Linked DNA regions of Mus musculus: regions 2 and 3 are each linked to region 1. Evidence: chromatin loops called from intact Hi-C (ENCODE). Cell type or tissue: gastrocnemius. All regions are shown on one strand. Each heading gives the region's core, and the rest is flanking DNA. Links, peaks and the distances in the headings are about the cores only. Region 1 has its middle 42 kb from the start of Mfsd1. Region 2 overlaps Iqschfp (Iqcj and Schip1 fusion protein). Region 3 overlaps Iqschfp (Iqcj and Schip1 fusion protein).

Region 1 (7,212 bases), core at 2,033-4,532:
GACACTGCATCAGCTGTTACAGACCCACCCGAGGAGCTCACTTCTCTCAATCAGAGCCGTGCAGAAGTCCCTGTGGGGTGTGGCAGACAGCAGAATGTGGACCACTGTTTGCCTAGTCCTATCCCAGAGAGGCTTTCCTTGAGGTAGAGTTTGCTCAGTTTCCCTTAGAGCTGGGCACCCTGCTGCCCTTTGTGGGGACCACCTCAGTAATACACATTGGCTCTCTCTATAGACACGTTGTTCCTCAAGTCCCTCCATCCTCCCCCACCCCAACCCCCCAAAAAAATGATAATGCATATGTCCAGGGCTCTGCTTCCTGAGTGGTCCAAGCTAGAAGAACATCATCTGCCCCACCCTTTCCCTGACAGAGTAAGCCTTCCTACTGGATAGCTTCAGGGGATGCTGCCGTTAGCGTTTGCAGTGCAAGCTACAAGAGATTCTCTCTGCCTTAAGTGAGGCTGGGTGGCGGAAGGGATCCTGGCTCTTTAGGGCCTTGAGCTCTGAAGATGTTCTACTCTCTTGACCTACAGCAAACCAAGCTCTATTTCTTTATACACAACACATAGACACTCGAGCATGGTCTGCTTAAAGATCTTTGATGGTAAAGGAAAAGGAAGAGAAATTTTTCTTGAACATTCTCTCTTAGGGTTCTAAGTCCAGAGACAGTGATGGAGCTTCCTTAACCATGGAATAATGTTGCAGTGTGGTGGTGGTGGTGGTGGTGGTGGTGGTGGTGGTGGTGGTGGTGGTGGTGGTGGTGGTGGTGGTGGTGTTTTGTTTTACATCTTACTCTGAAGCTAAAATTTCTGACTTCCGAGTTAAGTTTAAAATTATCACACACTTCTACAATGGCTCAACAAGAGCATCATGTCTGCCTTTCTGAAGCAGTATCAGCTCCAGAACCATCACTATGACAACACAATATTTCCCATCCATCCCCATGTCTACCCTGACTTGAAACTGCCAGCCATACCACATCCTAGTCAACGGAAAATAAAAGCCCTCAAACTGCAATGTGAACTCACTATAAAAGTGATGTATTCGCTGTGTCAGATTCAGAACAATTAAGATACTGAAACAGAGCCAAGGTACAGAGCAGTCAGGAGCCCACACTGTAAAATACAATACAAAATCGTTTCAAAGCTAGCATACATATCTAACTACAACTCCACATAGACTATGAAAATGGGTAGTAGATCATCACTATGATTTACTTAACAATTTCCTTCAACGATACATTCAGTTGTTGCCCCTGTAGGGCATACACCCCAAGGCACACATCCTGTGGAAACTTGATTCTGTGGTTAATACTGACCCCTACATTTGCTATGCTTCTTCCTACACTTACATATACAGGATAAACTTTAACTTATTTTTTTGTTGGATATTTTATTTATTTGCATTTCAAATGTTATCCTTTTTCCCGGTCTCCTATCCCATCCCCCCTCCCCATGCTTCTATGAGGGTGCTCCCCTACCCACACACACCTGCCTCCCCACCCTGGCATTCCCCTACACTGGGACATCAAGCCTTCACAGGACCAAGGGCCTCTTCTCCCATTGATGCCTGACAAGGCCATCCTCTGCTACATATGCAGCTAGAGCCATGGGTCCCTCCATGTGTACTCTTTGGTTGGTGGTTTAGTCCCTGGGAGCTCGGGGGGGTGGGGGGGGCCTGTTGGTTGATATTGTTGTTCTTCCTATGGTTGCAAACCCATTCAGCTCCTTCAGTCCTTTCCCCAACTTCTCCATTGGGGTCCCCATGCTCAGTTCAATGGTTGGATGAGAGCATCCACATCTGTATTTGTCAGGCTCTGGCAGAGCCTCTCAGGAGACAGCTATATCAGGTTCCTGTCAGCAAGCACTTCTTGGCATCTGCAATAGTGTCTGGGTGTGGTGATTGTATATGGGATGGATCCCCAGGTGGGGCAGTCTCTGGATGGCCTTTCCTTCACAGGTGGGGTAGTCTCTGTTCCACACTTTGTCCACATATTTCCTTTAGACAGAAGGAATTCTGGGCTCAAAATTTTGATATGAGTGGGTGGCCCCATCACCCAAACAGGGGCCTTGCCTATCCTCTAGATATGGTATCTACAGGTTGTCCCTCCCCTTTGTGGGGTACTTCATAGCAGCCTTATTTATAATAGCCAGAAGCTGGAAAGAACCCAGATGTCCTTCAACAGAGGAATGGATACAGAAAATGTGGTACATTTAAAACAATGACTTCATGAAATTCACAGACAAATGGATGGAACTAGAAAATATCACTCTGAGTGAGGTAACCCAGTTACAAAAGAACACACGTGCTATGTACTCACTGATAAGTGGATATTATCCCAAAATCTTGGAATTCCCATGATACAATTCACCAACTATATGAAGCTCAAGAAGAAGGAAGACCAAAGTGTGAATGCTTCAGTCTTTCTTAGAAGGGGGAATAAAATACTCACAGGAGGTAGAGGATGGGAGGAACTTGGGAGGAAGAGAGGAGAGAAAGGGGGAAAGGGTGGGCAGAATCAGGTATGGGAGGAGATGGGGATGATATGCAGAGGGTCAGGAAATTGAACAGAGGTGTGTAGCAATGGGGGATGGGGAACTAGGGGTAGCCACTAGAAAGTCCCATATGCCAGGAAAGCAAGAGCCTCCCAGGACCCAACAGGGATGAGATAAGCTGAACTTTAATTTATAATGAGGCACACAAAGTGACTAATAGCAGTCAGTAATAATAGAACAAAACAACAATAAAAATATAATGAAATCTTGTGCTTTGAGAACATTATTGAATAACATGAGGGTTTCTTTGACACAAGTGCTATCGTACTTCATCTGATAGCCTAAATGACTACCAAGTGACTAGCAGGCAATTAGCTTATGCAGAGTGTATATACCTGACAGAGCTGATTCATGGGACAAAACAGTATAGCAAAAAAATCCGTCACACTACTCTGATGGCACACAATTTAAAACTTAGGAATTGTGCGCTGCTAGAATTTTCTATTTCATACTTTTGGACTGTGGATGACATCATACAACTGTCATCTCAGAAAGTAAGAATGAGGATAAAGGGGAACTACTGTGTTCTGTTTAGTAGCTTCTCTGATTTGAAGTAGTAGTCTGTGGCACATAATGAAGGCAGTACAGACAGTGAGTTGTGTAGTGACTTGCTATTTCTTTACCAAGCCTTGCTTTTTGGGGAGTGGGGGGGGGGGCAATTGTGGTGGAGTTAAAGAGATAAAAGAACATTCCCCTGACGTCTGGTTTTATAAAAAGAAGCCCAAGCTTGCCCTGAATGAGTTGCCCCACAACATATAGTTCTCCTGAACCTTAGACTCTCTGCTGAAAAATGAAGAGAATAATGTGTCCCGTGTTTACCTCCCAGAATATTCTGTACAATAGTCACCCACCATAAAGACCCACTCTCAGCTCACTGTAACTCTGTTTGTATGAAAGCAACATAGTAACGATAGATCCAGACTGATAAGTGAAGGGTTTGTTGGTAGGATTAGGGCAGGGGGGTTGGGGGGCTGAAGGTCCTCAATGGTCATGTCTCTTCTAAGGCCATCATGCTGTAGACAGCCCAAACCCCATTCAGGTTTTCATCCACATGAGGGTGAGGAGTGGGAGGTTGAAAACTATCTGTGGTCTTTATTGCCATCCAGTGGTGAGTTTTCAAAATAACATCAAATTATTTTCTAGTGCATTTGAAACAAAATTAAATACAGATAAAACATTTGTTACATTAATCTACAGTAGAATTAATGACACCCACATCCCTACCACTTAAAAAAAAAAAACCATAAACCAGGTGTGGTGGCACACGCCTTTAATCCCAGCACTCGGGAAGCAGAGGCAAATGGATTTCTGAGTTCGAGGCCAGCCTCGAACTACAAAGTGAGTTCCAGGACAGCCAGGGCTATACAGAGAAACCCTGTCTCGAAAAAACAAAAAAGAAAGAGAGAGAGATTGAGAATAAAAATAAATATATTGATACTCTGTGTGTGTGTGTGTGTACAGATAGATGCATAGGTACATTGATATATAAACAGATAAGCATACACTAATGATTTTTGGAAAACAAAACTTGGTAGAAATAAACACTTCCTGTCTGGGGATGTTCATGACTCTCCAATGAATAGCTTCCTATATGAAAGGGAGGCCTCTGGGGACTACATGTAGCTCAGTGGTGATGGTCAGGCATGGAGTCCTGCTTTCAAACTCTATCACCTCACAAACAGATTTAACAGACAAATGTTTATCTCTACACAAACGAGTGAGTGAGAATCTAGTGGTGTTATCATTATTATTATTATTACTAATTACTTGAAACACTATGCTGGCCTCAAACTCACTATCCTCTGGCTCAGCTTTCTGAATATTATAAACAGCACCTAAGAGTTCTTGGGTGGGGCCAAAGCCAGTGATCTATGCAGAGGGCTGCCCATCAGACTGAGGCCCACAATGTGCTGACGTTCATCAGCAAAGCAGAGGTATTGCTTGGTTGACAAAGTTAGTCACGTGTGTGAAAGGCCAGGTGAGGCAGCACTGAGTCTCTCAGCTTCTCTCTGAGAGCTTGTCACTAATCTCAGATGACAGCTTCTCAAGAAATAACTAAGCATCTGCCAGTACCCTGGCATGAAAGATTACAGGGAACAAAATGAATGAAAAATATGTTTATTTCCCTCTGCAAGCCAAAAAAGCTTTCTTCTTGTTGTCCAGTAGACTTTAAATCCAGTCAGAAGAGTGGTGAACTGTTGGCATCCTGAGGTATAGAGGACCTCCATCTCTCACAATGTCCGGACCCAGTCTTTGCTGTGCCTCCAAGGCCCAGGCCTCACCATGCTGGTCCCCAGCACTCAAGAACTTGAAGGCCCAACTCCTCCTCAGGCTTGTGTCTCACATACAAGGACTCAGTACCTCCTGCCTCAGTAGTGTCTCTCCTTCTGCTCCCTATTCTATGTCCATCCTTGTTGGCTTTTCTGGGGCAGAGATGACTCACCCCTGCATCCTGCAGCAGTCCCTCCTGGTCTGACTGGTTTCTTCATGCTCCAGGACACTATGTCTATGGCATTATCAGTATCTTCTTCAAAATACATCTGTTAGAAAGGGTTTCCCACTAGTCAGGACAAATCAAATGCAGAGATCATTACTGCATTAGTAGAATTACTACAGTTGACTCATGCTGTCTGACGTTTCCAACAGTGTGATATCTGGAAGTTGGGGAGCAGGGTTCTGATAGCAGGGCTCAGTCTGAGAGCAAACATGTGAGAACTGGGAGTCTGTAAAGAATGTCCTAGAGTCTAAAGGCAGAAAGTCTAGAGTGCTGGTGTCCAAGATCAGAAGAGGGGACTTCCAGTTCCAGTGAAGAGGGTGGATTTACCTTCCTCAGCCTTTTGACTGACTGGGCCCTCCACCAATTAGATGGTGCCATATTGGGTAAGGGAGGATCTTCCTCAATCTGATTCAAATGGCAGAATCCTCTGAGGAACTCTCACAGGCAAAATTAAAATAACCATGTTCTATGGGCTCTCTGGGTTTTCCTGCTCAGTCAGATGCACTCGAGAGATGAACCGTCACAGAGCTTATTCCATGACTACCCTGCTTAGGAAAGTCCTTCCTCTCAGACCTGTTGCCGGCTCTACCATCTTCAGCCATGTGGGCCCTCTGTGCTCGCCATCTCTTCTGAATGTCCCTCAGCCTGTCCTTGTGTGGCTCACCTTCTGCTCAGCACCCTTCTGTGTCTTCCTCTCCTGGTAGATCAGCTGCCTATTTTAAGAAACCTTCACTTGGTCCCCTCAGTGACTATATCTTGACATTTTCCATGGCTTTTGTGACCATTTCTCACAAAATACAATTAGCTATTTCTAACCCATTACCCATTTCTAACTTCCCCACAAAGGTACAAGATCCTGGAGAGCAAGGGCTGTGTCTGTGTGCACGTGTGTGTGTATGTGTGTGTGTGTGTGTGTGTGTGTGTGTGTGTGTGTGTGTATGGTACATGTGTGACTGTGTGTCTGAATGTATATGTGTGTGTATGTGAGTGTGAATGTACATGTGTATGTGTGTGTGTGTGTACGCATCAGGGTGTGAGTACATGCACACATTGTGTGTATCCAAATGTGTGTATGTGTGCGGATATATGTGTGTGTGCAGGTGCATGTGTGTGTATGTGTATGTGAATGTTTATGTGTGTGTAAGTATGTGTGCATAAGTACATTGTGTGTGTGTGCAGGTGCATGGGGGTGCAAATGCATACATTGTGTGTGTGTGTGTGTGTGTGTGTGTGTGTGTGTGTGTGTGTTTGGAAGCCAGACATTTACTTGAGCTTCATACTTTGGGTGATATTCTACCTTATTTTTATAGAGATGAGATCTTCAACTGGGCAGGAACTCACCAAGTAGACTAGACTGACTTGCCATCCCAGGAATCCTCCTGTCTCCACCTCCCCCACCCTGGGTCTATGGGTGTATGTCACCTTACCTGGCTTGAGGTTAGATGTGAGATTTAGGAGTCAAAGTCGGGTCCCCAGGCTTGCACAGCAAGCACTTTTTCACTTAGCTCTCTCCTGGGCAGAAGGACTGTTGTTTTCATTGTGAATAAAGCTGTGTAGACAGTAGTCAGCTGTCAGTTGAGCCCCAAATTACCCACCTTAAGCTTATCTCTCTTGCTATGTTTTATTTTTCAGTGTTGTTTCTTTTTGTTGGTTTTGAAACAAGGTCTGGCTATATTGCTCAGTTGGGTCTCAGACTCTTGGGTTTAACTCATCTTCTTGCCTCGGCCTCCCTTGTCGTATGAGCACAAGTGTACACCACCAGAGTGGCTTTAACCCACTTCCTATTTTAACTGTCTTTCTAAATATTAAGTGCCTAGTGTTAAGTACTGGAATTATACATCTCTCAAGCCCCTGGGTTCCATGCTAATTGGCTGACCACACACTCACGGACAGGTTACCTAAAGTGACAGAAAGTCCAGGCTCCCCGCAGACTCTGTTGCTACTGGAGCTCATCCTACGGACCTGCTTTGTCAGCCCGGATAGCCATCGGGGAGGAACTGCACCTGGCTTCACAGCTCAAAATTGTTTTCTTAAGTGTTCAGGAGGTTGAAATGGCTAATAAGCAAATTGTCCTCAGGATTCAAATAAGCAGTTAATAAATCCTGGAAGAGGAACAAATCAAAATCCTTCTACGGAGCATATAGGCAAAACCTGTGTTTTCCC
Region 2 (7,212 bases), core at 2,029-4,528, 420 kb before region 1:
TCATTGGTGGGGGACTTGGGCAGCTTCAGGGAGTTAGCACAGGGGAGGTAGGACGGTCTGCAGCAGAAAGGAGAACAGGAGGGAGGCAGAGAGAAGGAAGATGGGAGTAGACAGGGTGAAGGTGCAGGCTATATGATGTGAGCTCTCCCTGTCTTCCTCCCTTTTTCTCTCCCTCCCTCCCTCCCTCCTTCCCTCTTTCTGTCTCTCTCTGTCTCTCTCTGTCTCTCTTTGTCTCTCTCTGTCTCTCTCTCTCTGTCTCTTTCTGTCTCTCTCTGTCTCTCTCTGTCTCTCTTTGTCTCTCTCTGTCTCTCTCTGTCTCTCTGTCTCTCTCTGTCTCTCTTTGTCTCTCTCTGTCTCTCTCTCTCTCTCTCTCTCTCTCTGTGTGTGTGTGTGTGTGTGTGTGTGTGTGTGTGTGTGTAAGGGATATGAGCAACATGCCCAGGGAGTTAAGAATTTAATAACCAGATTAGACAGGACTCACTGAGCTGGAGTGAACTCTGATAGGACTCAAATTCCATTATTGGGCAAGATGAAGTTCTCTGCCCCATCCCCCTCCAGTAACTGGAAATGGGGTTCAGAGCTATTACGAGAGATAAAAAGCATTCATTTATACTTCACTGAGCTGAGACTCCTCCATCAAACCAGCAAACATGAAGTCATAAAGCCCCAGCTCTCTCCGCTGGCTGGACTCACAAACCCAGAGAGCTGATTTGTCTTCGATTCTTCTTCTTCTCAGTACCCATTCCTCTGTTTTGATTGGAGATGATTTTTTTTAAAGGATCAGGCATTTTCCTAACTTAATTCTTCCATGAAGCACTCTCCGTTTCCCCACACAGCAGAGTCCCTATGCAGTACCTTTTCATTTAACAGGACTCATCTGAATGAAATTCCTAATAACTCAGCAACCTGTGCCTGCACTTCAACATGTTCTGCAGTGAAAGTGACACTTGCTTGCAGAAAGCAATTCAACAGGCAGAGTCATTCCAGCCAGGATGTGAGGCACAGATCTTCCTAGCAGGGTACCTGGTCAGTTCAGAAACTGTCTGGGCTTATCATGAAGGGGAGGCCGGATGCTCACACTGTGATGTGTATGGTGGGCACAGACTTGGAGTGATGCGGATGGCTATTTTCTTCCCTCAGCAGGACATTATAACCCAGAGGTGGCGTATTGTTCAAAGCCGCTCACCCTCAGCCACCCTTCTTCAGAGTGACTTCTTTGAGCTTCTCCACAAATGATCTGTGTTTCTCAAGTTCAGACATATTGAAACTCTGCAGGTGTTCAAATATCTTAGAGTTTTAATGGGACTTGGGAGGAGAGGGAGGAAGAAGGAGAACTGTGTACACCAACATTGGCAATTCTTATTTGTGCCTCTGAGGGAGACGCGGAATAGGGAAGAATCCCAGAATGAGTGTGAATGGAACACTCTGGGTACTACACAGGGGGATCTGAAGCTCCTTTCTCTACCTAAAAATACCTTTTAAGGGTTGATAACTTGCTCTCCAGTAGGATTTGCTTCACTTTGGGGCTCACCAGCTTCGTTTTATTAATGTTGCGGTATAGTTATCACTAATTTATTATGATAGTCAGGTATAACAGAAAGTGGGGGGGGAGGGTCATGTGGGTCTTTCTTGGGTGGGGCTATGCAGAAGCACCACCCACTTCGTGGGGGCAGGAAAGATAAAGGGTCATTTCCCCCAGCACTGGAGGTGGGGATGGAAATAGGAAGAAAGAAGGGCTTTACAAATTGTGTGCATGCATGCAAGGCGATGTCTCCAACGGTGAGATGACAAAATGAAGGCTGATACAAAGACTCCTGCTAGCCTTGAAAGGAAAAACAGAAACAGTAAGCTGGAATTCCATAAAATCCATCCAACCATGGCCAGTAATGGGAGGTGTGGGCCAAAGCTACATTTGCTGCTGTTTCGACCCTGGCTGGACCCGTGGCACACAAATGTGAAATAAAGAAATGTGTGACTCTGTACTGCCACACTGCTCCAGGTTTGTTCACAAGCACCCAAGGCACATGCCTGGACAACTAACCTCCGGAACTTTGTGACAACTTACATTTTCACCTTTGATTCCAAGGGCTGTAGGCTGAGGGGATAGTTCTCAATGTTATTCTCCACATCCATGGCCAGCTGGTGACTAGAAAGAGAAAGAATGTATCTATGTAGTTCAGTCCGGAAAGCCATTGCTCACAGGGATAATTCTTTTAACTGAGACAGTTTTGAAAAGAGTGATGTTGATTGATTAACAAAAATCCTAATTAAATTTTTTTTTTTTTTTTTGTGGTAAGGAACCTGGCTCTGTAAACAAATCTTTGCCTTCTCCGCTGTTTTCTACCCATCTCTGCTACTCAAGTGCTAAAGCTTGAAAATTGACCCTTTTGGATAAATAAAGAGGTAATGTGGGCACTTCCCACAGGGTTAGACCCACAGAAAACAGTACTCACCTAGCGGTGACTGCATAGCTCCAGTGAACTTGTTTTAACCCCTTACTTTCTTTTCCTTCTTATTTCTACCCCTTATCCATCCTCAAAGATACCACTGCCAAGGCCCTTCCCCCTTTCATCCCGTAAGCTGTTTCTGAGCTCACAATCACCAGGACCACAGCTTCTTGCAGACATGGTCCCTCCCTGGGTGCTTACGGCTCAATATGGACGCTATCCTTGGCTAGGTTTTGAAGAGTGGATAAGAAAGTGAGAATGAAGCGCCTACTGCAGACAGCGCCACCCCTGGGCAGATGGTCATGGATATATAAGGATGGTACCTGACCGTGAGCCTGGAAATAAGCCAGGAAACAGCATTCCTCCAGTTCTAGGTTCTCTGCTTCAGTCCCCGCATCTAGGTTTTTGCCTTCCTGATTTCCCTCAGTGATGGTTGGTTAACTATGAGTTGCAAGGAACCCTTCCCCCACTCCCCACCCTCTAAGTTGGTTTTAGTCACTGCTGTATCACAGCAATGGAAAATCAAACTAGGACTTCAGTCGTAGAATGCATAGTGCGTACAAGGGATGTACATGGTTGGACCAAAAAACGTAGGTCATACTTTGATATCAATTCTTGTGTGTCTATGTTTTGTTAAAGGCAAGTGGTAACCTACCAAGCTGTAACAAGCTACCAGTGTATGGGGACCTCCAGTTCGAAAGCCAACACTTCAGGGAAGCAAAGGATTTAGAGCAGGGGGTTCAGAGGGATGTTTAAGACTGACGCAGGGATGAGATGGGAATGTGAGGTAGCTACACAAATTTATGTGAATCATGACTGAGAGAGCAGGAAAGAACAGACACACACGAAGAGGAAGAGGAGGAAACTATCCTAGAGCTACCCCACTACTTTCCTTCACGCCAGTGAGAAAACCTGACAAGGCAGATATTCTATATGACCACTAGGTGGTGCCATGAGCCCAAAGTAGCTCCGCTGTTGCTCAGCCTGATTGTTGATGAGTAAGAAACATTTTTTTTTCTTTCTTATTCTGTGGCATTGGTATTCAGAATTTGCTGTCAATTCTTTATTATTCAGTCATTTGTGGGCCAGAAATAACTCAAAGAATGTGGTTAAAATGGTGAGAACACCAACAATAGCTCATCTTCTTTCAGTCTAGAAGGTGTGTGTTACAAGTGTGTGTGTATGTGTATATATATGTGTGTGTGTGTATATGTGTGTGTGTGTGTATGTGTGTGTATATATATATAATTGTGTGTGTGTGTGTGATTGATTATTAAACAGGAAACACAATGGATCCAACCCAGAGTAGGTGAGCATACAAAACTCACTTCATGACCATGCAATCTTATAGCACAGTAGTCTTATAACAACGGTGTTTTAAAGTTAAAGTCTATTAAGCATACCATTAATTACAAATTAACAAATTGTCAAAGAATGCCTGCAATGCAGGCAATTATCACTTGCAATAATCAAAGGCAACAACAGCAATATTTTAATAAAGAAAATACATGACCTAATTTGGTCATATAACTTATACATTACCAACAAACTATAAATGACAAACATCTATTGGCTTAAACTGTCTAGTGACAGGGCAACTCGTCAATAATTTCCTGTGGCTCATCAAGTCACTATATATTATCAGCACAGTGGTGGAACATAGAATGCCAAGTCTCCTGTCAGAGATAGCGAGAGACTAGCTCAATAATTACAACTAAGAAAGGCACCTAGACTAAGGTATTACTTAAGTTAATGTGTAATTACCATAAATAATAGACTCCCAAGAAGTCTTCTAATTAATAGCATTACTAACTACTTGTCTCTGGTCTTGGACACTTGCCAAGCTCTATTGTGATTCTGTGTGTGTGTGTGTGTGTGTGTGTGTGCACGTGTGTGTGTGTGCGCGCGTGTGTATGCGCACACACACACACATGTATGTAAATGCCCTTAACTGGCTTTATAGTGTGGAGTTGTAGCTTCCCTGCCCTTCACACCAACTGTCTACCACAAAATGCCGGTTGAGTGTTTGGGATAAATGTAATGTTCCAAAGGGGAATAACCAATCAACTGCTATGACACGACGATCACTTAACTTACAGTCATTGTGAATTGCGGAGGTGATTTACATCGCCACCCAAGTCAGCTACAGCTGTAACGAAATGCCTCATCTGCTCACTCAAAGCACCCCAGGTTTTTCAATCAAACTCTGACAGTTCTCAAGGGCAGAGTCCTGCCTGGAAGCAAACCAGGAAAAATTTCCAGCAATCTATGCAAATGTACGAAGAAATCCATTTAAATGTTGAGTCTGGCGCCCGTAGCATTTGCTTCTCTCTGTCCCTGACAACTAGGAAAGAGATGGTTTCATTTGAAACTCTTCCCTGCATGGGAGGACTTGTGCCTGTCTATGTGCTTTGAAGAGAGCCAATTCCCATCCCTAGAGTATTCCACCCTCACAGGAGAACACACCAAACTGCAAGACAGGCAGGTCATTCACAGCTGTTTTTAGCTGTTCTGAGTCTCTGGATGGCACAAGGGAACGATTACACTGGTGTTGGGACTGGGGGAACAAGCCCACACATACTTCACTGCTGCTCACGTCTCCCTGAGAGCCCAGAGCTGGGGAATTAACATGGTGGTGGTAGTAAGAGATTTGATATGGAGCTGTGGTCAATTAGAAAGGGAGAAAAAAACTTTTGGAGTTCATTTCCTACATTTAAATCAATAATGAAAAATGGATGTAGCCAGGTTGACTAAGTGTATGGGCTGAACATCAGAGAGGCACTGCCTCCTCAGAGAATGGGGCTGCTTGGGAGTTTGCTGAGAAACTGCAGACTGGGATGCGCCTACGCACATCCTCACCCCAGATCCCCCTCAGAACCACTTGAAGGGAGCTCTTAGATGCTGCTTCCAGGGTTCCAGATTCTATTTGTCTGCAGTGGGGCTTGAGCCAGGACATTTTCCATAAGCTCTCTCTCTCTCTCTCTCTCTCTCTCTCTCTCTCTCTCTCTCTAGGCAAAAGAAGTATGATGTAGCCCTAATGTCATTACTAGAAGAAAATTCTTTCTAGGATGAGCTAAAATCTTTACTGTTTACATATAGCCAGTGAAAGTGCTGGTAAGAAAAGATTTTTTTTTTAAATATAAGGTTTTTTTTTTCAACTAATCAAGGAAACTTGGACATTTTAGGGTTGGCATGTGGCTCAGCTGTTAAAAATGCTGCCTGCTTGACCTGCTACCACGGAGCCTAGAAATCAGATCCCAGCACTCATGGGACAAACCTAGAGTCTGAGCATGTGTGTAACCTCAGATGCAATGTTCTGGAGAAAGCAAGAGCTCTGGGGCCCTTACACTTCCATCCCAGCTAAGAAAACATGGGTCTCAGGTCTCAGGAGAGATGCTATCGCAAAGGAATAGATAGATAGATAGGAACCTCTTGTTCCCATTCAACGGTAACGAAGACAGTACCTATTTCCCCTTTCTCTGCCCCCAAACCGTCCCTCCCAAGCACTTGGAAATTTCCATTCTACTTCTCCACTTTCATATGATCAACTATTTTAAATTACACAGATGATGATCTAAAGAGTTCCTTCAGTATCCGGATTGCTTATTCATGCAATTTCTCCAAACTTATCCATATTATAACTAATGACGGGATTTTATGCTTCTGTAGATGCATAATATTCCATTCTGTCTGTGTGCCACATTTTCTTTATCTATCCACTGCCCCTGGGGCTGTCTCTATGTCATGGTGATTCTGAGTCATGCTGCAGCCTACAGGAGAGTACAACATCTCTTGACAGACTGTTTTCAGTTCCCTTGGATATATCTTGTAATGGGAATTCTAGGTCATAAGGAAATTCTACTTTTTAAAAACTCCATGGTATTTTCATAGTGAATAAGTTTCTGCATTCTTATTTACTTATATTATGAGACCAGGCATAACAATAATGCCCTAACTCAAATGTGTGTGTAACTCAGAATCTTCATCTAATCAACAGTGAGACACTGTCCTTCAGTAGATGACATGGCAAGGCCGTACACCACAGACATGGAAAAACCTGAGATGCCCTGTCCAAACACCCACCCACATGGGAAGGGAAGGGGGCTGACAGTGAAGGTGTCATATGTCCTGGGTTATCTCTTTTTACATCATCAGGGACGTGGGTGGTTAAATGATGGATCCTGATTCACAAAGCAAGGGAAAGAGAGAAAGAGAACTCGCACCTCAGGTGTTCCATTTATAGGGATGTTTTCCACATCCTGGGTGTTTTCACCTCTTCTCTCCTAAGGCACTCCTTGTACCTGTCACCTCATTTCTTAACAAAAATGTCTGCGCCGGGCGTGGTGGCGCACGCCTTTAATCCCAGCACTCGGGAGGCAGAGGCAGGCGTATTTCTGAGTTCGAGGCCAGCCTGGTCTACAAAGTGAGCTCCAGGACAGCCAGGGCTATACAGAGAAACCCTGTCTCGAAAAACCAAAAAAAAAAAAAAAAAAAAAAAAAAAAAAAAAATGTCTGCTCTGGCGTGGTGCAGGCTGGCATTTCAAAATGGTTGTCATCTGTTTCAATAACATGGCTGCTTCTGTAAACCCTGTTCACTAATCCATGTTCTGCTTTCTGGAACAGAGGAGGAACTTATAGCTGCTCCTTAGCGACCATCCATTGTGTTCCTTCTGAGACTCGTTTTTATCCTCCCAAGCTACTCGGGCTTACTTCTTTGTAGTAGTGTATGTGCTTTGAGAGCTCTCATGGTTGTCATTACCTACTT
Region 3 (7,212 bases), core at 2,242-4,741, 430 kb before region 1:
GAGCTAGACTACACTAGAGTGACTATCGGGTCGGATACACCTTATGAAAAAGCCAGTTGACAGGGAGAAGTTTGGACAATGCAAGCTCCTCTATTAGAAAAAGATTCAGGGAACTCAGGAGATTGGGTGGTTTAGAGGACTCAGCACCAGGGGCGGATACAAATAAACTGGACGAGCCACAGCCCAGGAGAACAATCATTTACTCAAGTGTTTACCCAAAACACTTGAGGTGATAGGGTTGAAGGAGCAGGGCGGAAGAGGCTAGGATACATTCTAAGATGTCAACAACTCTCAAAGACTGAAGAACACTAACGCGCACACAGTGGGTCACCCGACTCAGCGCGGCAGCTACTTGCCCTGAATTGGGACCTTTAGAGCAGCAGTTCTCGACCTTCCGCATGCTGCGACCCTTTAATTCAGTTCCTCATGTTGTGGTGACCCCCTATCATAAACGTAGTTTCGTTGTTACTTCATAACTGATTTTGTTACTGTAAATATTTTTTGGAGCTAGAGGGTTGCTAGAGGGGTCGCGACCCACAAATTGAGAAGCACGCTAGAATACAGGGGCAGTTTGAATCTAAATCCCTAACTCACAGACAAAAACGGTTTCTGAAATAGAGTTTCATAGACTCTTCACAATCATTTCATTGCATTTTCTATTGACATTCACAGCAAAGGCATCCTAAGAGCTCAATTTTCACTTTCTTTTTTACTTATAAACCAAGCACCGCCCAGCATTTTCCAATGTGGTTCACAAGCGCCCTCTAGTGACCGGGAGGCCAGTAACAGGGATCCCTTTCTCCAAATGACCAAATGTTGGGTCGATTAAACAGATCTGCCGTTTTTTACTTTCACAGCTATAAAACTAGCTTTTTCTTTCTTCTAAAAACTAACTAAACTAACAACAACAACAACAATAACAACAACAACAAATCAACTCACATCTACATTAAAATATTAGGCAATAATGCCAAGCCATGCAGACTTCTGCACACATTTCAAAGAAAGTAACTTTTGCCATATCTCATCATATGCCTGAGAAAGTATGACAGCAAATTATAAAAAGAATATTTTTTAATAATATACTTTGCATGGTTACCTCTTCCTAACTTTTTATCATTTCTATGACTATTTACAAATAAATGATCGCAATGGCGAAACGCGCTGATTTAACAGAGCCTAATGATGATTCCCCCACCAGCGCCCCCACCCACCCCCACCCCCACACCACACAAAGCACAGGCTTGTAGCAGATGCGTTAATTCCATAACCCCATTCTGGAGAACTCAAACGGGTGGCCAATTTCAGTATGCAAAACCATATGTTTCCCTTTCAAAACTTCTTAATGGTTGTCATCACTTAAAACTCTGGACGTCAGGAGAACTGCACTTGCCAGCGTCTGTCCTGCCTGTACAGGTGCGGCAGGTTCCCCCAAGCCCTATCAGGAGTCCTTTCAGGAGGGGTCTGTGCAACCCATTTAGCCACACTCAATCCATTTCAGCAATTTCAGTCTGTGATCAACTTCAATTTTTCCTGCCAAAAGTTCTCTTTCTAATCCTAATAACGAAGATGACTTTCCAACCAGACAAGCATCACATAAGCACATGCCAGAGAAAACACACCAGAAGAAATGGGGGGTGGGGCGCACCCACCTCAGGGATAGAGAAGCAACGTCGCACAGAATCCCCACTCTGTGGACGCATTGAGTTCATTTTTGTATCATGAATCTTGTCTTAGTTCTACCACGCCAAGAGCCTCACTGTGGGCTCCCATGCAGCAAATAAGCACCCCTCCACACACACACACACCCCATCACAAACCATCTCAAGATCTTTTCTGGGAACCAGAGCCTGGGCTAACAATACTCAGTGCAAGACAGTCCAAGCAAGCGGCCGGGAGACACTCACGGGTGTGCTGCTGTCGGAGAAGGTGTTCATGCTGACAGAGCTGCTCAGCTTGTCTGAAGAGACAGAAGGTGGGGATGGGCTCCGCTTCTCCAGGGGGTCCTGCCTCTGCAAGTACTCTCGCCATGCTCGCTGGATGCTGCAGAAAAACCCAGCAATATGTCACGGCCAGCCATCACCCACACACTCCGAAGGGCACGGGGGCGGGGACTGGTTTAGAGATAGAGAAACTGTAAGCTAGATTGTGCTCGAAAGAAAAGCGCTTGGGTTTTAGCTCCATTTTGGCCACCAAGACTGGATTTTAAACATGAAACAAAATAGAGCAAAACAACAAAACCAATTGGATTGCCTTTCTCAGACTTAACTCGGCTAACTCAGCCTTAAAAAACAAATTTAGTAGGGGAAGAAAGAACCCACATCAGTCAAAGTCAAAACTGGCTTGTACACTGATTTTTTTCTGTGCGTATGTTTTAATTTCTCATCTTTGAGAAAAATGGACAGGTGGACGATTACATATTTATTCATCCAATGCAAGATTTTAGAGGTTCCATGGGTAGGCTCTGGACAGGGACCACAGAGCACATTTCCGGGATTCCACTCACACAGACCTCAAGGGGAGGGGGGTGTGGCATTCTCAACACTGAGCAATGTGTCTGCATGGCCAGATGCTGTGGTCTGGTGGCCCTGATTTGGCGGACAAGACCACAAGGACATTATAGTCATTTACTTAACATACTGTAGAAGGGACACAGGTAATAAACGCCCAAAAGTGTCCTGTGCTAAATAAGACAGTAAAGTAACAGATAATTAGGGGGCATTTTGTTTTGTTTGATTTTTGGTTTTTGTTTGTTTTTTTTTTTTTTTTTTTTTTTGTTTTTTTTTGTTTTTTTTTTTTGGCTTTTTGGTTGTTTGTTTTGGCTTTTGTTTTTGTTTTGAGACAGGGTTTCTCTGTGTAGCTCTGGTTACCCTGGAACTCACTTAGTAAACCAGGCTGGCCTTGAACTCAGAGATCTGCCTGCCTCTGTGTCCTGAGACTAAAGGCATACATTTCTACACTAGGCTTTTTTTTGTTTGGGGTTTTGTTGGTTTTTGTTTTTGAAGCTGTGGTTAATATCAGGAAAATAAAAAAAACAAAAACCTTTCTAATAATAGAAACTGTAAGACAAGGGCTGTCAACATACAGCCTGGTCCTTCCTTGCACAGCTGCTGACCCTTTCTAGTGATAATTGCTCACTGTTTTATTGCCTGCTTCTTGAACAAAATGTACCCTCACAGATTTTTCCTTGGGTTTAAGGTTTTAAACATAATTTTAAATTCCTGCAGATGGCTTTTGGCCTCATTGTTCCCTCTAGGGCATCCTTTATTAGAGAGCTGAAAACTTTTGGATATTTGTGAATCACATGATCTGACGTTCAGAGGTGGGGGTCTTCCAGAACTCAGTTAACACTTCAGGAGCACTCTGGATAAACCTGGTCATTTAGGTCTCAAAAAATGTTCTACTTAAAAATAAACTGAGAGTTTATAAGACTCTAAGGCATTCTTCTCTACCATTTGTTCCAAGCAAGCAAACAAACAAAAAATTACCTTTATCATTCAGAAAATAAAATGTACCAGTTGAAGCTCATTGCACTTTAGCATGTGGAACACTAGGGGGCGGTGTAACTCTTTAGTGATTCAAACAATGTGGAACAAACCCAAAATAAGGAACTTGGTTAAACATCCCCCTTCCCTCTTAGATTTTTGGAACCCAGAGGGCAACATACTAATTATTCTCACATCAAAGATTAAGAAAGCAGAGTTAATTTTTTTGAGTGAACAGATATATCCTTTCATTGAAAAATACTATAGCAACATTTACCGTCTTTTGAATTATATGACTATACACAGTAAAGTATTTCATTTTAAAATTTGTATTAAAACATTTCTACACCATCTTAATTTCTTAACACACATTATTTTTGAACACCTGATGTATGGATATTGTGCACATCAGAAACAATTATATGTAGTTGAAAGTGTATTCTTTATCTTAATCATTAAAGTTTTAAAGTCTACATTGAAATCTTACTTCAGAGGTTAAAAACAACGAGCAACACATGGCATTGTATACTATTATACCAAATTATGACATTTTAAAAATGGTCTCTGGGCCTGAGAGAAGTGTTTTTATCCAACACTACTCATTGACATTAAACTATACCACCAGCATGGCCTTCAAACAGTTGTGTGTTCTAATATTAGCATAGTTAGTACCATCTGCAATTGCTGGAGGAGAGGATGAGAAGAGAACCCAGATACTTCTCACCCACGAGTCACAGGCACCACTTTTTCATGGTAACTTTACTATAATTCCAACTAGGGAGTCTCTCCTTATGGATGCAAAGTACGGTGTGGAGGGGCTGCCTTGACGTTGACATTTTTATGTTTAAAATTAAGCAGTGACATCACATAATGTATTTAGAATTGGTTGAAATCAAGGAGTACATAACGTTTACTCTGACATTGCTGGTAACAGAGGCTGAACATCCTATGAAATCACGTTTTGGCTCTCAGTTTTTATTTCTCCCGTCTCGGGTGATTTTTCTGCTTCTGCCCTTAGTTGGTTTATTTTCATCTGTTTTAGAGCAGGGGCTGATAGTGGCTGTCATCCTGTCACCAGATAGCCTGATACCTGTGAGTAGGAGAAGCTTCCACAGGAGGGCTGAGATGCTCAGGGAAGGTTTGGGGTCGTTTGGGGCTTTGAATTGGGTCTTAGAGGGTGGATTAGAGTTGACAGCAAAGACATGAAAAGAGAATAGATATCAGACAGGAGGCTCTGGCGAAGGTGGTGAAGCTAAGAGGCTGTGAGGACAGCTCCCTCACAGGTTATAGTTTGGACAACTTGGGTCTTAATTCTGTAACACTCTTTTCATTCGGAAGACAGAGTTCTTCTGATATGTGGCACATAGGAAGCCAGGAGTCCAACACAGAGAAGTGCTCCCTCATGACGGTATGAAACACAGAAAACAAGCCCATCACACTATGTCATCTTCCCAGCAAGTCCAATTTCCTCCCATGGAACCAAAAGTCCTAGAGCAATGATCACCTACATATATACATCACTGTCATGGTAGTTCCTGTACGACGATGAGTAGCTCATTAACAAATGTATTTTCCTAATATCATGTTCTAGAAATAGCTTGAAGAAGAAGTTGTATCTCACAAGAAAGTGTGTTTGGCATGATAGATGTTCTTGCCCAGTTTTACTTCTCATTAGCTGTGGCCTTAAGCAAAATGCTAAACAGTCTGGCCTACATTTTGCTCTTTCACAATAAGAGCATAATAATAAATTCTTTCTAATTGTTTCAAGAGGTCAACTGATGAGATATGCACATACACACCATTTAGCCTGACACTTGACAAACAGAGCAGGTCTTGATAGCTATTATTATCACTTAAGAAAACAAAAGACATAACAAACACTTTCAGGTTATGTGCAAATCACGTATAGATGGTCTATTCTGGGCTCCTGAAAATACCACAGGCTTTGCTTTGAGGACAAGATAGGCATATAAATATGTTTGGAAAAAATACATTTGTGTAGCAAGTATACTAGGCTAAACATTTTTCTCTGATGCTCTCCTGGAAAGGTCATTAAGATTCTATAGAACGGACCCAAGGAGCTGAAAGGGGTTTGCAGCCCCATAGGAAGAACAACAATATGAACTAACCAGTACCTCAGAGTTCCCAGGGACTAAACCACCAAACAAAGAAAACACATGGAGGGACCCATGGCTCCAACTGCATATGTAGAAGAGGATGGACTTGTCAGCCATCAATGGGAGGAGAGGCCCTTGGTCCTGTGAAGGTTCAATGCCCCAGCATAGTGGAATGCCAAGACCAGGAAGCAGAAGTGGGTGGGTTGGTGAGCAGGGGGAGTGGGAATGGGATAGGGGGTTTTCAGAGGGGGAACCAGGAAGGGGGATAACATTTGAAATGTAAATAAAGAAAATATCTAATAATAATAATAATAATAATAAAGATCCTGTTAGGGTCAGAGTGCAGGGCTTGACAGAGGCTTCCAGGGTTCCTAATGCCACATGGTAGCTGAGAGCTGGGCTGGGATTTGGATCCAGATTGCTCAGTTCCGAAGTCTATTCTCTGGAGCACCCTTCCCACATATCTTCCGTAACTACACTTTGGGCTGTAGTCATGTTTTAGTTGATATGATAAGACACTGACCAAATGCATCTTAGGGAGAAAGGAATTTATTGCAGCCTAGAGACCCAGCATTGAAAGACGTCAGAACAGGAGCTCAAGGCAGGAACCTGGAAGCAAGAACTGAAGCAGAGAACGAGGAGGAGGTGGTTACTAACATGGCTCTCCTGGCTTCTTCTGTTTGCTTTTTATAACTCAAAACCACCTGCCAAGGTGTGGCACCACCCACAGTGAACTGGGTCTCTGACAACAATCACTAGTCAAGAAAATGCTCCCACAGGTCACCTTGATGGAGGCAAGTCCTCCTCTGTCTTTCCTCTTCTCAGTGACTAGCTGTGTCCGTTGATATAAACTATCTAGAACAATGAGGTAGATACTGTACTTTAACAATGTGATTCAGCCAAGCTTTTTATGAAATGTTTTCACAAATTCTGAAACCTCAACAAGTGTCTTTTTCTCTTGCAAGATATCCAATTCTGTCAAATATATCTTTAAACGAAAACTGATTGATGTTCAACATGCCCATATGTTGGTTCTATCAGAAAATATTGTCAAATCATCTTCCCAGGCGAGGTCACATCCATTCTTGCTTCCCAAGAGACAATGCCCTGGCATAATGGTAATGGTTTAAATTGGGAGAACTTCTTGATAGTCACTTATAACCTGGTAACTGGCCCAGACGTGAAGGATGATGCTCAGGGAGCTGAAAGGTGGCTCGTTTTTTTTTCCACAGGGCACCGACACTCATCTGTTGCCCACAGGTCATTCTAGCCTGCAGTCAGAACACACTCAGCTTTTGTTCCCAAGCTGGACTGGCATCCTTCATCTGGATGCTTACCTTCTCCTGGTGTGTGGGGAACCTGTCTTTCAATTTTCCCAAATGCCTTCCATAAATTCTCTGTGGTCCTGATTTTTTCCTTCTCTTGACACATTCCATTGATCATCCAAGTCTAAAACTCAGGATGACTTCTCACCAGGTGTGTTGTTGAATGAAGTCACATAATCCTGATGACCCCCCCCACACACACACACACAAACATGCACTCACACACTCACACATTTTATCACCTGTTTATGCCTCTGCTTTTTTCTTTAGGCTTTGCCCTACTGC

What was found. Peaks named below come from ENCODE experiments on the same cell type or tissue, not always from the same donor. Only the 100,000 strongest peaks of a DNase experiment are listed, where the experiment ranks them.
Region 2: a loop joins it to region 1, with 3 times the contacts of the local background. A loop is called at or near these places in 37 of 42 quality-filtered maps.
Region 3: a loop joins it to region 1, with 8 times the contacts of the local background. A loop is called at or near these places in 32 of 42 quality-filtered maps.

Annotation. Positions count from the first base shown.
Region 1 is chr3:67,621,225-67,628,436 of GRCm38, reverse strand. No RefSeq gene overlaps it. Among named protein-coding and RNA genes, the nearest start is that of Mfsd1, 42 kb to the right of the region's middle. In gastrocnemius, for the core only: no CTCF peak of the experiment used is centred there; a DNase peak (open chromatin) is centred at 3,573.
Region 2 is chr3:68,042,172-68,049,383 of GRCm38, reverse strand. It overlaps Iqschfp (Iqcj and Schip1 fusion protein), which reads right to left. Exons shown (of 11, transcript NM_001113419.2): 3 at 2,066-2,146. Iqcj (IQ motif containing J) reads right to left here. Exons shown (of 4, transcript NM_177585.3): 3 at 2,066-2,146. Among named protein-coding and RNA genes, the nearest start is that of Schip1, 19 kb to the left of the region's middle. In gastrocnemius, for the core only: a CTCF peak has its summit at 3,390 (motif pointing right); DNase peaks (open chromatin) are centred at 2,791 and 3,387.
Region 3 is chr3:68,050,094-68,057,305 of GRCm38, reverse strand. Iqschfp (Iqcj and Schip1 fusion protein) reads right to left here. Exons shown (of 11, transcript NM_001113419.2): 4 at 1,908-2,043. Iqcj (IQ motif containing J) reads right to left here. Exons shown (of 4, transcript NM_177585.3): 4 at 713-2,043. The coding sequence ends at 1,866. Among named protein-coding and RNA genes, the nearest start is that of Schip1, 11 kb to the left of the region's middle. In gastrocnemius, for the core only: a CTCF peak has its summit at 3,549 (motif pointing right); DNase peaks (open chromatin) are centred at 2,537 and 3,548.